Regions from separate parts of the Homo sapiens genome. Here regions 1, 2, 3 and 5 are each linked to region 4. A link is a contact called in ENCODE Hi-C or POLR2A ChIA-PET data. All regions are on one chromosome and are shown on one strand. The core of a region is the stretch at or near the end of the contact, and the rest is flanking DNA. Distances in the headings are between cores, read along the strand shown.

Region 1 (2,700 bases), core at 87-2,586, 600 kb after region 4:
GATGAGTCCTGTAACTGCTGCTTTTTTATTTGGAACGTCCTCTTGACCCGCCCTACTGCTCTGACTCCTGCTCTTTCATGCATGAGTGGTGGCCAGATGTCATGTCTGTTTCCTATCCACAGGGGGTGACCAAACCTCAGTGGACCCCATGGTCCTGGAGCAGTATGTGGTGGTAGCCAACTACCAGAAGCAGGAGAGTTCGGAGATCAGCCTCAGCGTGGGGCAGGTGGTGGACATCATCGAGAAGAATGAGTCAGGTGGGGACCTAGACCATCTCCCTCTCCCACTACCCTGCCACCAAGCCCCTGGGACATGAAACATTTGGAAACTCAGAAACTGAAATGGCCAGTCCAGACTGGCCAGTTCCCATAGATCCTGCTGAGGGTCTCCTAGAAAGAGGCCCCTGTTTGATCACTGTGCTTGAATATCCCACCTGGCCACCACTCACCATTATCCTTTTGGCTCAGATGGTACCGATTTGTTCTGACGTTGACATTTTATAAACATTCCTTCTGGTTCTAAAGCACTGGCAGACAAAGTCCAGCATTCACTGGAAATGTGCTCTGTTGATTTGCCTTTGCTTACCCATGGGAGTCTCCGAGAAGGCTCCATTGCTCTGGGCTCTAATGGGACAGGCGCATTCCCTGTCTCCTTAGCCTACCTGCCCATCACAGGGACCACTGGTCATGAACACTGGCTGGGTCTGGGACAGAATGTGGTATGACTGAGACACTTAACCTGGATTTCCATCAGAATTCCACATTTCACAGTGGTTCAGTGCCTTCATTCTCTGACTGTTCGTTTTCTTATCTACAAAATAAAAACTTCTGCTCTTAAGAGTGATTGTAAAGATTAAGTGAGATAAGATACAAAGAGTGCTTAAACTTGTGCTTAGCACACAGTAGATGCTCAAAAAAATGTGGGTTTCCTTCCCGTTTGCCTTCCTTAGCTACAAAGCAGCCATTGCACCCCATTGAAGGCAAAGAGCAGGAAATAAGCAGATCCTCCCTGGGAAAATGCAGTGGAAACGACTGGGTTTGTTGTGGCTAACATGTGACGTTAGCTAATCCTATCATTAGTGGGTCAGTCTCTGTGACAGCCCAATGGCGAGTTGAGGTCCAAAGAAGAGGAGAAAGATGATGTTTCTAACATCATCTGGATGGTGGTGGCATTAGTCACGAGACCAGCGCCAGCCAGCCAAACTTCCTTGGTTACTCAACATAGGAGTTGCCATCCCTGCTTCACAGCTGATGCAACCATGACTCCAAATAACTCAGTCACTCACCCCACATCTCACAACAGCCTGCAGAGCCAGAATTCGAAACCAACTCCAGCAGCCCCTAAGGCCATGTGACTTTCCAGTTCCTGAGAATGAGTGTGTGCAGATTGTATGATGTGGCTAGGACACAACCATGGGGACGTAAAGACAGGAGCACCCACTGCCCTGGGCCCCCAGCTTGCAGGAAGTCAGGAAGCTTGGGTGACTGGGAAGAAGTGTGGGGGCCAGGAAGAGTGTTGGTATGTCCAGAGGGCAGCAAGAAGAAGGGAGAGGGTGAGTGGGTACATCTTCAAGTAGCCAACACACTGATGACATTTATTTTTAATTATATTGTACTTATCCAAGTAATACGTGGATACATTATTCTTAGAAGATTAATGATGAAACTAAAATCTATTTTTTCTACCAGCTTCAACCCTAACCCCCTTTCTGAACCCTAGATAGCCCTTCTATCCATTAGGTATGAATCTTTCTTGAAAATGTTATATACACATGTGTGTATGTGTGCGTGTGTGTACGTGTGAACATATACACTCACACATACACAGGTACTCATTCATACATATATACTTGTACATATACAAACACATCATATTTTGTATGTATATATATGTATTTTTGTGGGTTTTTTAAAAACCCAATGGTGTCATTGTATACATTTTGATCTGCAACTTTTTTTAGTTACTATCTAGCTCCTCTGATACTTTTTCACATCTGCGTAGTATTCAGTGCCCGAGTGAGCCATGTTCATATATTCATATTCGTACTCCAGTGTGAACATGTCTGTGTGCACGTCAGTGTTTCTTTAGGTTAGATTCCAACAAGTGAAACAGCTGGACCCTAAGATACACATATCTTTTTTTACTTATTTAGTTTTTTTGGAGACGGAGACTCACTCTGTTGCCCCGGCTGGCATGCAGTGGCACGATCTTGGCTCACTGCAGCCTCCACCTCCCGGGTTCAAGTGATTCTCCTGTCTCAGCCTCCCAAGCAGCTGGGACTACAGGCACATGCCACCATGCCTGGTCAAGTTTTGTATTTTTAGTAGAGACAGGGTTTCACCATATTGGTCAGGCTGGTCTCGAACTACTGACCTCAGGTGATCCACTCGCCTCAGCCTCCCAAACTGCTGGGATTGCAGGCGTGAGCCACTGTACCTAGCCAGGACACACATATTTTAAATTTTAAGATACCACCAACTTGTCTGCTTCCAAAACAGTGGCTGTTTTGATTTATCCTCCCTCCAGCAGTGTGTGAGGCATTAGTGAAAATGGTTAAGAGCTCAGAGACCGCCTTGGTTTGAATCCTGGCACTGCTGCTTTCTATCTTTGTGACTTTGAGAGAGTTGCTGAGCCTCGGCTTCCCCATCTGTAAAATGGCAGCAATAATAATACACACCTCATAAGGCTGTGGTGAGGATC
Region 2 (2,700 bases), core at 26-2,525, 660 kb before region 4:
GGCTGCAGTGAGCCAAGATTGCACCACTGCACTCCAGCCTGGGCGATAGAGTGAGACTCTGTCTCAAAAAAAAAAAAGAAAAAAAAATTAAACTGTCTTGAGTACTAAATATTGGTGTGGAGAACATCCTGGATCTTTGCCAATTCTGCATCTTCGCAGGAGCCAAGGATATTGCAGAATTTGCTATTTACATCCCCTCTGCTGCTTGTGTAAGATGAGGAAACAACAATAGCAGACATAATTGCTGAGGTTGGGAGGGGGAGCTGAGCTAACAATAGGCAAAAGATGAAGGGAAGAGAGGATAATGGTGGCAGCTATAGGATTCCAATGGTGAATTGTGGCTACTTAAAAAAATCAGGATATAAAGCCTTACCTATTGTGGGATACCAACTAGCTCTCAGGATACCTCAGGCTAAAATGCAAGATTTAGATCCTCAAAACCTGGGTTCAAATCCTACTTTTCTACCTCTAGGTATGTGATTAGGTTAACAAACTTTCTTCTGCCTCCATTTCTACGTCTGTAAATAGCAATAATAGTAGTATGTATCTGCTTTTTTAAATTATCGTGAAGAAGTGCGTGGAAAGTGCATAGCATCACGCCTGACACTTTTCAATTATTCAATATTGGCTTATGATTGACAATATTTAATATTTGGGAGGAAATCCACACACATATAAGACAGACTTAAGGAAAACTTTTATTTTCTTCTTCACACTTTTCCGTTATTTTCCAATTTTCTAAAATGAGTATGCATTGCTATTAAAACCAAAAGGAGGGAAACTCACAAATTTCTGAACAATAGAAGTTTGACTGTTCCACTGTTTCCGGAATTTCCCGGAACATGTTGTTCAAGAAGGACGTGGGAGTGCATGCTGAAGCACAGATTGCTAGGTCTCGACCCGTAAATACTGGATAAAAATCTTTAAGAAATAATTCTGGTAATCTATACTTTTAATCAGCTCCACAGATGACTGTTATAATCGGGCACTGCTGGGACGTGTTGATTGAATGGGAAGTGAGCAGAGAGTGGGCGGGGAAGGCCTGGCGGGGAAGGCCTGGCGGGTTGCAGCGATCACGAGGCCTGCGCCTACAGTTCCCATATTACCCCGCGAAATCGCGACGAGCAAGCACGAACCCTGCCGGGAGTTGTAGTTTCTCTCGGCTAGGCCGCTGCCTATAAAGAACGCCGGAGATGGCCACAGAAAACTTCCCGCCCCACAATGCAAAGGTCAACGTTGACGCCATCTGGGGTGCGCCTGGAATCGAGCAGGCCGTTTCTGCCGCGTCCACCACAACCTCTGCTGTATCAGAGGGGGCCTTCGCCGCCGCCGCCCCCACCACCGCCCCTGCCGCCATCGCCACCTCCGCCGCTGCCGCCTTGGGGCCCTCCTCCTTCACCGCCCCCTTCACCACCTCTACACGTTCTAGGCCTTCTGTCCTGGAGAAGAAGCTATAGTCGTTCTCCCTTGTGGGCCCGGGGCGCAGCCATGGCGGACGGCGGCGGCGGCGGGGGAACTGGCGCGGTGGGCGGCGGCGGAACTAGCCAGGCCTCTGCCGGGGCAGCGACTGGCGCTACTGGGGCCAGCGGGGGCGGTGGCCCCATCAACCCGGCCTCGCTGCCTCCCGGCGACCCGCAGCTCATCGCTCTCATCGTGGAGCAGCTCAAGAGCCGGGGCCTTTTTGACAGCTTCCGCCGGGACTGCCTGGCCGACGTGGACACCAAGGTAGCTGCGGCCGCCTGGGCGTTGGGGAGCGGGGCTGCACGTGAGGCCGCCGGGTGGCAGCTTTGATTTTCGAAAGCCGAGAGCAAAACAAAAGATAGCTTAGAAATCTCAGCGGTGAGGTCTTACACCGCTTGGGGCAGTACGGAGAGCTTTCTGAGCGATGCACACGTGGGTTCCTGCCTGATACATTTACTACTAGTTGTGATTTTACCCAGTCCCTTCTCCGAACTTGGGGTTTCAATGTGGGTTTTAGAGCCTAGACCGTATCATTCCCAAGATGGAACTCCTCTGAGGCCCTTAATAACAAACTTCGAAACCAAGTAGATAAGCAAGCGTGCTTTAGAATTTCCACCTGTTCCGTACTCACCACTGAGAAGCTGGCATTAAACACAATGATTTGAACACACAGTCATCACCATTTTATAGCTGTTTATTCCTTTTCTCTAGCTCATTGTTTTGCAGACTAGTACGGCGTTGAATTAAGATAAATTGTAGAAACAGCACCCTTATTTTGCACTTCATCATTGATAAAAGGAGATTTGGTGCCTAGTTGAGATCCTAATGCCATTGGTCAGTCCCACCAGTAAAACGCTATTTCACTTTACCTACTCGTCAGGGTGGTTTGGATTCAATGAAATAATGGGTGTTAAGTATCAGACATACAGTAGTTGCTGGAATGTTCATTTTCTTCCTTTTCAAAACTTGTCTAGCCACGACTGTGGTTGTAGGTTAGGAGACCCTGTCACTGGACTCCTGCAGGGTAGTGATTTCTCCTACCAGAGCCTGTCATGGAAACATTTTGCTTACCTCACAGCAAGATTGTGAGCTTAGAATTAGACCTTAAGATAGGGAAAAACGTAGTCTGTTTATTCGTTGAACGTTTATTGGCCTCTAGTTGCCAAGCTGTGCGATTACAGGAATAAGTCACTACCCCATCCTCAAAACTTATAGTCTAGGTTAGAAAACTGACATGTA
Region 3 (2,700 bases), core at 70-2,569, 850 kb after region 4:
GAATAAAAGTGTGTAAAGTGAAAAATGTAGGGTCCTGGCCGGGTGCAGTGGCTCACACCTGTAATCCCAGCACTTTGGGAGGCCGAGGTGGGCGGATCATGAGGTCAGGAGATCGAGACCATCCTGGCTAACATGGTGAAACCCCGTCTCTACTAAAAAAAAAAAAATTAGCCGGGCATGGTGGCAGGTGCCTGTAGTGCCAGCTACTTGGGAGGCTGAGGCAGGAGAATGGCGTGAACCCAGGAGGTGGAGCTTGCAGTGAGCGAAGATCACACCACTGCACTCCAGCCTGGGTGACATGCGAGACTCTGTCTCAAAAAAAAAAAAAAAAAAAAAAAGTAAGGTCCCTTCTGTGCACTGCCCCCACCAAAATCCCACTTCCAGGGAGATGAACATTAAGTTTGATGTGCAGACTTCCAGACCGGTGTGTGTGTGTGTGTATGCACATGCGTGCAGACATGTACACACAAGATGCATATATTATTCCTTTAAAGATAATCTTCTACTGGAGTACCTGCACTTGGATCATTTCTGGAATCATGCTACACATTTTATAAGACTCATCAGTCAGTCAGCAACATGTTTGGGACATGTATTAATGTATTAGAGATACACTTCCAAGTTAGTCCATACAAATACAGCCTCATTCTTTTTAAGAGCTGCATGTTATTTCATAGCTGGGGTGAACCACAACTTATCTAACCATTCAGCAATGAAGCTCCAGCAACACTTTGGATGATTTCCAATTTTCCATTCTTTTTGGCTGTTGCTTTTATAAGCATCCATATATATTATAGATCTGGTTTTAGAGATGGATTTCTACAAATAGAATTGCTGGCAAACAAGTTTTTAAAACCCAGTTTTATTTTTTACATATATGAGTAAAGGCATTTTAGCAAATTCTGTCTCTTTATTTATTTATGAGCATGCTCATTCGATAAACCTGTTGAGTGCTTCCTGCTCCAGATAACGTGCCAGGGATACAACTGTGGCCACAGCAGAAATGATCTCTTTCTTTATGGAAATTACAGCGGAGAAAGGGAGATTTCCCTTATCTCCGCCGCCCTTGTCTCTAATACATTTTAAAATGGGAGGAGAAGGGGGAGTGTTTTCATCAGAAGAGACTGCATGGTGAAAATCCCTTTTGAATTGCTCAAGGGCAGCCATCAGCTATCAAGGGACACTCCCTTATAAACTCTGCGGAGGGAGCAAACAGGCTCAGTTCTCTGGGCTGCAAGGTGGGGCTGCCCCACTCTCCCATCTGGGCCCCATCGTGTGGGGCAGAAGGGGAAGTAGCAGCTACCCAAAGAGCTGGCTGGTGCGTGCCTGAGGGAGGCCCTGGGGACCTACGGTGTGTCATTGCACGTTGGTGGTTTCTGTTTCTCGTCTCTCTTCTCAGGAAGGGATCGGCAGGGCCTGTGGTCGGGGAGTGGCCACCTTTTGGGATCCTCACCCTGGGCCTGAGAGGCAGTCACTGTTCCCAAAAGGTTTCCTGGGATGGGATGATGTGCCAGCCCTTAGTGGTGTTTGCGAGGGAGCCAGGCCCACAGGGGGGCCTGGCTGACCCAGCAGGAAGGTGGGGCCAGCTTCCCATTCTTACCCTGGAGGCCCAGGGGAGCCGCCTGCCAGAGTCATCAGCAGAGCCAGGCTCTACCTGGGTTTCCTGCTTCTGCACCTCACTTGCAGCACCTGTTGGTCCCACTTCAGGAGGCTGAGGGCCCCCTGTCCCCTCTTGCTGGCCAGACTGTCCCCTGATATAGCAACTGCTGTCCAGTTAGCACTAACCGGGGCTCAGAAGCCAGCTTTCCTGACCACTCCCAGGAGGTGCCGGGGGGTCTTAGTTCAGCCTCAGCCTTGCCCCAGCCTGAAAAAGGCTGGACTGGCTCATGGGCCGGTGAAAGAATCACCATCTTCTCGCTTTTGCCACGAGTGGACCTTGCATCACAGTGCTTTGCGTTTGTCATTTAATCCTCAGGAAAACCTGCGCAATGGTTCTGTGCTATCACCCCCGTGTCACAGATGGGGAAACTGAGGCTCAGAGGCTTTGTAACTGCCCTGCCCGTCTCCTGCCTTATCTGCTTCCACCCCCGGCCCCCTCCTTCCGGCCAGGCTGTGTCCTGTCCCCGCTGGTCCCTCCAGCCTGCTGTTTCCTGCCTCCCAGTCTGTTTGCAGTTTTCTCTGCCTGGAAATACCTCCCCCAGATCCTGAGTTTGTGTCTAAAGTAGCTCCCCACCCTGCACCCCAGCACTGTGTTCTTCTCCCTGCCTTCTCAGCCCTGGGCCCTTCTCGCTGCCAGGCATTCCGGGGGTTTTGCCAGGTGCCTGTCGCCACCACGGGAATAACATGTGGCATGTCAGGCAGGACTTGGTTGCTTTCATCTCTGTGCCTAGAACAGTGTCGGGCACATAATAGATGTGCAGTTAGTGTATGCTGAATAAAACTGTCCTTCCTCCAAAGCCCCCAGCCCTCCCTCCATGACCGTCCCCTCGAGGTCACACCCCCTACTGTGCACTCTTGAGTAGCCCCGGTCCTGTCTTCCCAACACTTTCCATGTTAGGAGTAGATGTTTGTTTATTTGCTTACTCTCTGCTCCCCCAACTAAACTGTGGATTCCCCGAGGGTCCTCATTGTATTCTCTGATCCCGGCTAGTGTCTCGCTCCTGATGGAGCCTGGTGAGCACCTGAATGAATGGGTGAGTG
Region 4 (2,700 bases), core at 124-2,623:
TGGTAAGTGCTCCATAAATATTCCTTTGAGGAATGAATCTAGCCCCTGCTTATTTCACTCATATCCAACTCCCTTCCCTCCTCTCATGCATTCTAAGCTCCAATCACAGAGAACAGAGGGCTTGTACGTTCTCACATGGGCCAGTCTTTTAGAAATTATGAAAGAGTGACTCGCTGCATCTTTACCAGTTCTCCTGCCAAATCCAATGCTATCACATGGCCAGCTCCCACAAATCTCTGTCCATCAATCCCACTACACCCAAATACACTAAAACACTACTCTCACTGCAGCACCTTCCCCTACAGTCTGGTTCAACAAGCCACCCTGGGCAACAACACTTGGCAAACTAGCAGCCAGAAGGTTAAATCAAAAGTATTTTTGGTGGGGCACGGTGGCTCACACTTGTAATCCCAGTGCTTTGGGAGGCTGAGGTGGGAGGATCACTTGAGGCCAGGAGTTCAGAGACCAGCCTGGGCAACATAGCAAGACCCTATCTCTACAAAACAAACAAAAAAGCAGGTTTTTGCTTGGTTGACATACTGTTTTATTAAATTTTACTATTACTATTAAATAATTAAATGCTCTAAAGCAACGCAGGCACTCTCTGGTGGCTCTGAACCCTATCTCTGGCCTAACACATCTGAAGGGTCACACTACTTTCCAGAGTCCTGAGGCATGTGAGTCTGTGACTGCTCCACGCATGACGTTCTTAGGCAACGGTGTCCGAGCGCCACTAGCGCCGGAGGGAGACGTACCTGGACCTCGTCGTCCTTGCGGATGGGCATGGAGCGGACATTGTACTTCTGCCGCAGCTCCTTGGAGAGCGGGGATGACATGATCTTCCTGCGCACGTGTGAGGGGGCATTGAAGTGACGTTTGCGGTTTTTACTGCGGTCCGAGGTAACGAAGGGATTGAACTTCATGGTGACCCTCTACAAAGGGCGGAGAGAGACGGAATGAAGGGGCGCTCAGTGGGTTACAGGGGCCTGTTCTCGACCCAAGACACTCCTCATCCCCCAACAAAGGCTCTACAGGGGAGGTAGCCTCTGAAAAGGCAACTGAGGGAGGACAGAGAGATGCGACTAGTCTGACTATCACATAAAGTGAGGCGTGTGTGGAGGTCGCATGCCCGTCTAAAGGGGTCGTGGGGGAGAGGGTAGCACTGGGACCTTGAGGCTGAGGAAGGAATGCTAGGGTTAGGCAGGAATGGGTGGTCGGGAGGTCACTCAAAGAGAGCTGTGGGGTGACATGTGTTCCCGCGACACATAGGGCAGGGTCTCACGGGGCGGTAGAGTTCACTGTCCGAGAAAACTCCAGCCTCCACTCACCCGGCTACTAGCTGCCTCAGACCCTGAGTGCGCAGGGCCGGAAGTGAGTTTCCGTGCCGCGCAAGCGCAGAAAGACATCGAAGCCCCATTTCCGTAGGAGCGAAGTCGAATGGCGCCCCCAGCGGCTTGGGGTGGGATCTCAGTGCCTCATTCCTGGCGGCCCCGGGAGGGCGATGCCAGTGAGTACAAGGGCCTGCTTGTGTAGGGCCTGCGGTAGAGGCTTACTGGTGTTCTTTTTTTTTTTTTTGAGACGGAGTCTCGCTCTGTCGCCCAGACTGGAGTGCAGTGGCGCGAGCTCGGCTCACTGCAAGCTCCGCCTCCCGGGTTCACGCCATTCTCCTGCCTCAGCCTCCCGAGTAGCTGGGACTACAGGCGCCCCCCACCACGCCCGGCTAATTTTTTGTATTTTTAGTAGAGACGGGGTTTCACCCTGTTAGCCAGGATGGTCTCGATTTCCTGACCTCGTGATCCGCCCGCCTCGGCCTTCCAAAGTGCTGGGATTACAGGCGTGAGCCGCCGCGCCCTCCTACCTCTACTTTTTTCTATCTCTGGGACTAAACGGCGGCCGGCGGCGTGCCTGCGGGTTTGTGGCCGCCGCCCCGCCCCTCTCTCCTAGACCCCGCCCCTCTCATCCAGTCCCCGCCCACTCCGGCCGCTCCGCGCCCACCTGTGGCCCTCTTGGCCCTTCTGCCCGTGCCTGGCCCCGCCGGGTCGCTCCCGAGCTCCGCGTTTCGTTCGCCGACCCCTGGAAGACTGCCTGGAGGCCCGGGCGCCACCCAACCACTGGCTAGGCCGACACTTTGCGCGGACCCTGGGTGTAAAAGGTCCCCGGGTCTCTGGTCCCGACGGAGCTGTGAGGGAGATCAACCACGCCCCCTCCGTGGGCACCGTGGCGGCAGGGAAGGAAAAGGGCTCTGGGTCTCGACTCTCTTCGGGTTAAGAACCGACGGGGTTTATTCTATGCAAGGTGTTATTAACTCCAACTCTCCCTTTCGTTCATTCATTCCATATATGTTGAACGACAACTTAGTGCCAAATGCCGGCATGCTGAAACTCAGAGAGGGAAGATGTCTTGCAAGTACAGCAGCCACACCCAGGCAGGTCCCGTGCTCTCTCTTAGTTTATCAGTGTTCCCTGACATGTAGTGGTGACATTGTTAAACACCTGCGTTTACTAATACTAGATTTTTTTTTTTTTTTTTTTTGAGATAGAGTTTCGCTCTTGTTCCCTGGGCTGCAGTGCAGTGGCACCATCTCGGCTCACCGCAACCTCCGCCTCCCAAGTTCAAGCGATTCTCCTGCCTCAGCCTCCCCAGTATCTGGGATTACAGGTATGCGCCACCACGCCCGGCTAATTTTGTATTTTTAGTAGA
Region 5 (2,700 bases), core at 38-2,537, 680 kb after region 4:
AAAACAGCTTCTTAGGCAGAAATAAGCTTTAGAAAGTCCCAAGCAGGATGATAACAATTTTAAGGCATCATAGCACGAAGCACAATTCTAAAGGGACCATTAACAATTTGGCTGAGATTGGAAAAGTAACCGCCAAGAATGTTGGGCGTGGTCAATGTCCCAAATTCTAGATTCGAAAAGGCAGGGTGTTTCACTCATTTACACTTCACTTTGGCCTAAGGACGATTTAAGATACCCAAAGGCAGGATCTTGATAAGTAGTATTGTTTGAATCATTAATCCCGTGAAAATGAAAGAAACCCACGCCCCCTGAACTAAGGTCAGCGTTTATCTCTTCTTTCCAGGCGTTCCATCAGGACGCCTCGCCTCTAATCTCAGTTTGGTTTGCCACAACCACTGCCTCCACCCCTAATAATGGGGCCCCATGATTTTAGGGAAGACGGGGGTGGGCAGGCAAGAGGAAGCCCAGATTCGGGGTACCAACCCACGGAGCGCCATACAAATTCAAAGGGCGCTGGGACCTCAACGTTCGGCCAGGACACTCTCCCCCGAGCCCCCGTTATTTGGGAAACCGCCCCGTCCCCGCCTGCGAGTCTTCCACGACTACTTCTCGGTTCCCCCGTGCGACCCGCTTCCACCAGCAAGAAGGAGCCGACGGCCGAGGAGCCAGGAACTCGATTTCGCCCCTTCCCACTCCTCTTTTCTCACTTTTGTTCGGCTTTTTCCTGCTTTCCCTCCCTTCTTCCCTCTCCTTTCTTCTTCCCGTCCTCCCTCTCTCCTCCTCCCCTCGCCTCCAGTCCTCCCCCCGCCTGCAGTCCTCCCCCCACCTAGCCCCCTGCGTCCCCTCCCCCGCCTCACCCTCGCCCCGCTCCGCTCGCAGCCCCGCCCGCAGCCAATCAGAGCGCGGCCTCCGGTGGCCCCGCCCTTCTCCGGCGATTCCGGGCGGGCCGGGCCGAGCCCAGGCCGTGGGTGCGGAGGGCGGCGCCGCGGGCCGGGGGCCGATGGGTCCTGGCGGACGCGAGGCGCCGGCGCGGGGCTCGCCTGGACTCGGGTGTGCGGGGCTGTGAGGGGGCGAGGCGGGCGCTGCGGCCCGCCCGGGATGGGCCAGCCCTGGCCTGGCGGGGCTGAGCCGAAGGCGAGGGCGGCGCGCGGGCCAGGCCTGCCGGGCGGGCGGCCCGGGGGTTGAGGTAGAAGTGGGCGCGGAGGAAGGGGCCGAGCCAAGGCGGTGGGTGGAGCGGCGAGGGGGGCGGAGGCTGGGCCGCGGCGGGCGAGCGGAGCGGCGCGCCTGTCCGGAGCTCGGCGGTGGCGCCGGAGGAGGCTGCAGCGGCGGCGGCGGCGGGCCCGGACGAGCGTCCGGAGGTGGCGGACGAGGCGCCGGGGGCCCCCATGGGCGGGTGTGTGGGCGCCCAGCACGACTCCTCGGGCAGCCTCAACGAGAACTCGGAGGGCACCGGAGGTAGGTGAGCGCCAGGGGGCAGCCTCGGCCCCCCATTGTTCCCGGCCAGGCCCGGCCACCTGTCCCGACCCCCGCGGGCCGCGCCGGGCCCCCGCGCCCCTTTGTCATCCCCTCTTCCACGTCATTCCCCGCGCTCCGCTTCCGGCTGTCCTGCCAGCCGCGGGGGTCGCCCCTTCCCGCCCCAGCCCTGAAGAAAAGTCCTCTGAGCGCCGGGGACGTAGCCCTTGGCCTCGCCGACCGCCCCGCTCGGCTCGGGGAAGTCGGACCCGAAGCTGCCCTTCTGGCCACCTCACTCCCTCTCCAGGCCGTTTAATTATTGAGGATCAGGATGGCGGCGCCGGGGTTGCAGAAAAGCGAATTGATGGCGGGGGGAGGGAGCTTGATGCGTTCCCTCCGACGGGCCCCGCCACATCTTTCCGCACCCTTCCTTGTTCTGTGGAGTTGGCTGGTCTCAGCTTTCCTGAGTTTCAGATGACAGCTGCCCCGGTTGGTTCCAGATTGGCCATTTAAACCTGCGAGTTTCTGGAGCTCGGCTGGAGGAGTCTCCAGTGGCCGCAGGCATTGTATTAAGGAGGGGTGGGGAAACGGTCTTCCCGGGTAAAACGTGGCTCCTAGCTAGAGCTTGGGGGTGTTAGGCCGGTGTGCTGTCGGGGTGGGCTAATCACATTCCCATCTGTCTTACGTAGAAGGAAAATATGTAGGATAAAAGTACAAGTGCAGTTGGACCCTGACTTACCCCACCCAGTAAGATCAGTACTTTAAAAGTTTTCTAACACGGGAACGCACTCCTACTTTATAGTAAAAGCGTGCTGAGGATAGGTATTTTAATTCAATCAGTAGTAGTTGTAGTATGGCAGTATAATAATAAAATTAGTTCTATCTTTATTTAAGTGACCTTTGGTTACGTCCATTCTGTAGAATATTTTAGTGATAAACAGCCTTTAGGCAAAGATGACAGCGTTGGTTTGATTTGTGACCTAATGTTAGCTGCCTTAAAATGTGCATGTCTGTAAATTTTTAAATTGTTTGGGTATGGGAGGGTTTACAACTTTTTCGTAGCATACTAACATTTAGACCAGTTGCTTGCCCTGTCACTTAAGCTCTCTTCACAAACCATGTACACCTAAGTTTTTTGGCTAATGGATTTCCTGAATTCCATGATGGTTAGCCATGCCACTTTATTAAAATCTGTGGGTATCCTGTATGACTAAATCCTGGGTAAATAACTTGAGAACTCAGTGGAAG

What was found. Hi-C counts contacts between places; a loop is a spot of excess contacts on that map. ChIA-PET counts read pairs that join two places held with the same protein, here RNA polymerase II (POLR2A). Pooled maps may share reads with other maps.
Region 1: a loop to region 4 is called in a pooled map, with 4 times the contacts of the local background. The contact joins the enhancer-like site here to the promoter of RPL26L1 in region 4. A Hi-C loop is called at or near these places in 1 of 50 pooled maps. POLR2A ChIA-PET finds 5 or more read pairs at or near these places in 2 of 52 experiments (Caco-2 and GM12878).
Region 2: a loop to region 4 is called in a map of B cell, with 27 times the contacts of the local background. The contact joins the promoter of BOD1 here to the promoter of RPL26L1 in region 4. A Hi-C loop is called at or near these places in 5 of 168 maps with a recorded cell type or tissue (B cell, CD4-positive, alpha-beta memory T cell, CD8-positive, alpha-beta T cell and 1 more) and 12 of 50 pooled maps. POLR2A ChIA-PET finds 5 or more read pairs at or near these places in 1 of 52 experiments (PC-3).
Region 3: a loop to region 4 is called in a map of ovary, with 10 times the contacts of the local background. The contact joins the enhancer-like site here to the promoter of RPL26L1 in region 4. A Hi-C loop is called at or near these places in 1 of 168 maps with a recorded cell type or tissue (ovary) and 10 of 50 pooled maps. POLR2A ChIA-PET finds 5 or more read pairs at or near these places in 1 of 52 experiments (K562).
Region 5: a map of CD4-positive, alpha-beta T cell shows a loop between it and region 4 (3-fold over the local background). The contact joins the promoter of UBTD2 here to the promoter of RPL26L1 in region 4. A Hi-C loop is called at or near these places in 3 of 168 maps with a recorded cell type or tissue (CD4-positive, alpha-beta T cell, CD8-positive, alpha-beta T cell and naive thymus-derived CD4-positive, alpha-beta T cell) and 7 of 50 pooled maps. POLR2A ChIA-PET finds 5 or more read pairs at or near these places in 2 of 52 experiments (A673 and activated CD4-positive, alpha-beta T cell).

What each region holds. Positions count from the first base shown.
Region 1 is chr5:172,360,292-172,362,991 of GRCh38, reverse strand. SH3PXD2B (SH3 and PX domains 2B) reads left to right here. Exons shown (of 13, transcript NM_001017995.3): 7 at 123-257. Among named protein-coding and RNA genes, the nearest start is that of UBTD2, 78 kb to the right of the region's middle. RefSeq lists enhancers at 1,163-1,392, 379-1,578. Within about 2 kb of position 1,336, at least 5 of the 41 ENCODE cell types and tissues checked have a DNase peak (open chromatin) inside an H3K27ac peak, as active enhancers do.
Region 2 is chr5:173,615,225-173,617,924 of GRCh38, reverse strand. BOD1 (biorientation of chromosomes in cell division 1) reads left to right here and starts at 1,275. Exons shown (of 4, transcript NM_138369.3): 1 at 1,275-1,725. The coding sequence starts at 1,489. RefSeq lists enhancers at 999-1,078, 1,099-1,358 and silencers at 1,339-1,408, 1,419-1,468.
Region 3 is chr5:172,110,055-172,112,754 of GRCh38, reverse strand. All of the region lies in intron 4 of STK10 (serine/threonine kinase 10), which reads left to right. Among named protein-coding and RNA genes, the nearest start is that of STK10, 77 kb to the left of the region's middle. RefSeq lists an enhancer at 1,198-1,667. Within about 2 kb of position 1,319, at least 25 of the 41 ENCODE cell types and tissues checked have a DNase peak (open chromatin) inside an H3K27ac peak, as active enhancers do.
Region 4 is chr5:172,958,097-172,960,796 of GRCh38, reverse strand. RPL26L1 (ribosomal protein L26 like 1) reads right to left here and starts at 1,373. Exons shown (of 4, transcript NM_016093.4): 1 at 1,329-1,373; 2 at 756-932. The coding sequence starts at 923. It overlaps RPL26L1-AS1 (RPL26L1 antisense RNA 1), which reads left to right and starts at 1,429. Exons shown (of 4, transcript NR_026682.1): 1 at 1,429-1,507; 2 at 2,540-2,658.
Region 5 is chr5:172,282,351-172,285,050 of GRCh38, reverse strand. It overlaps UBTD2 (ubiquitin domain containing 2), which reads left to right and starts at 1,287. Exons shown (of 3, transcript NM_152277.3): 1 at 1,287-1,455. The coding sequence starts at 1,386. RefSeq lists enhancers at 10-609, 610-1,210 and a silencer at 785-1,694.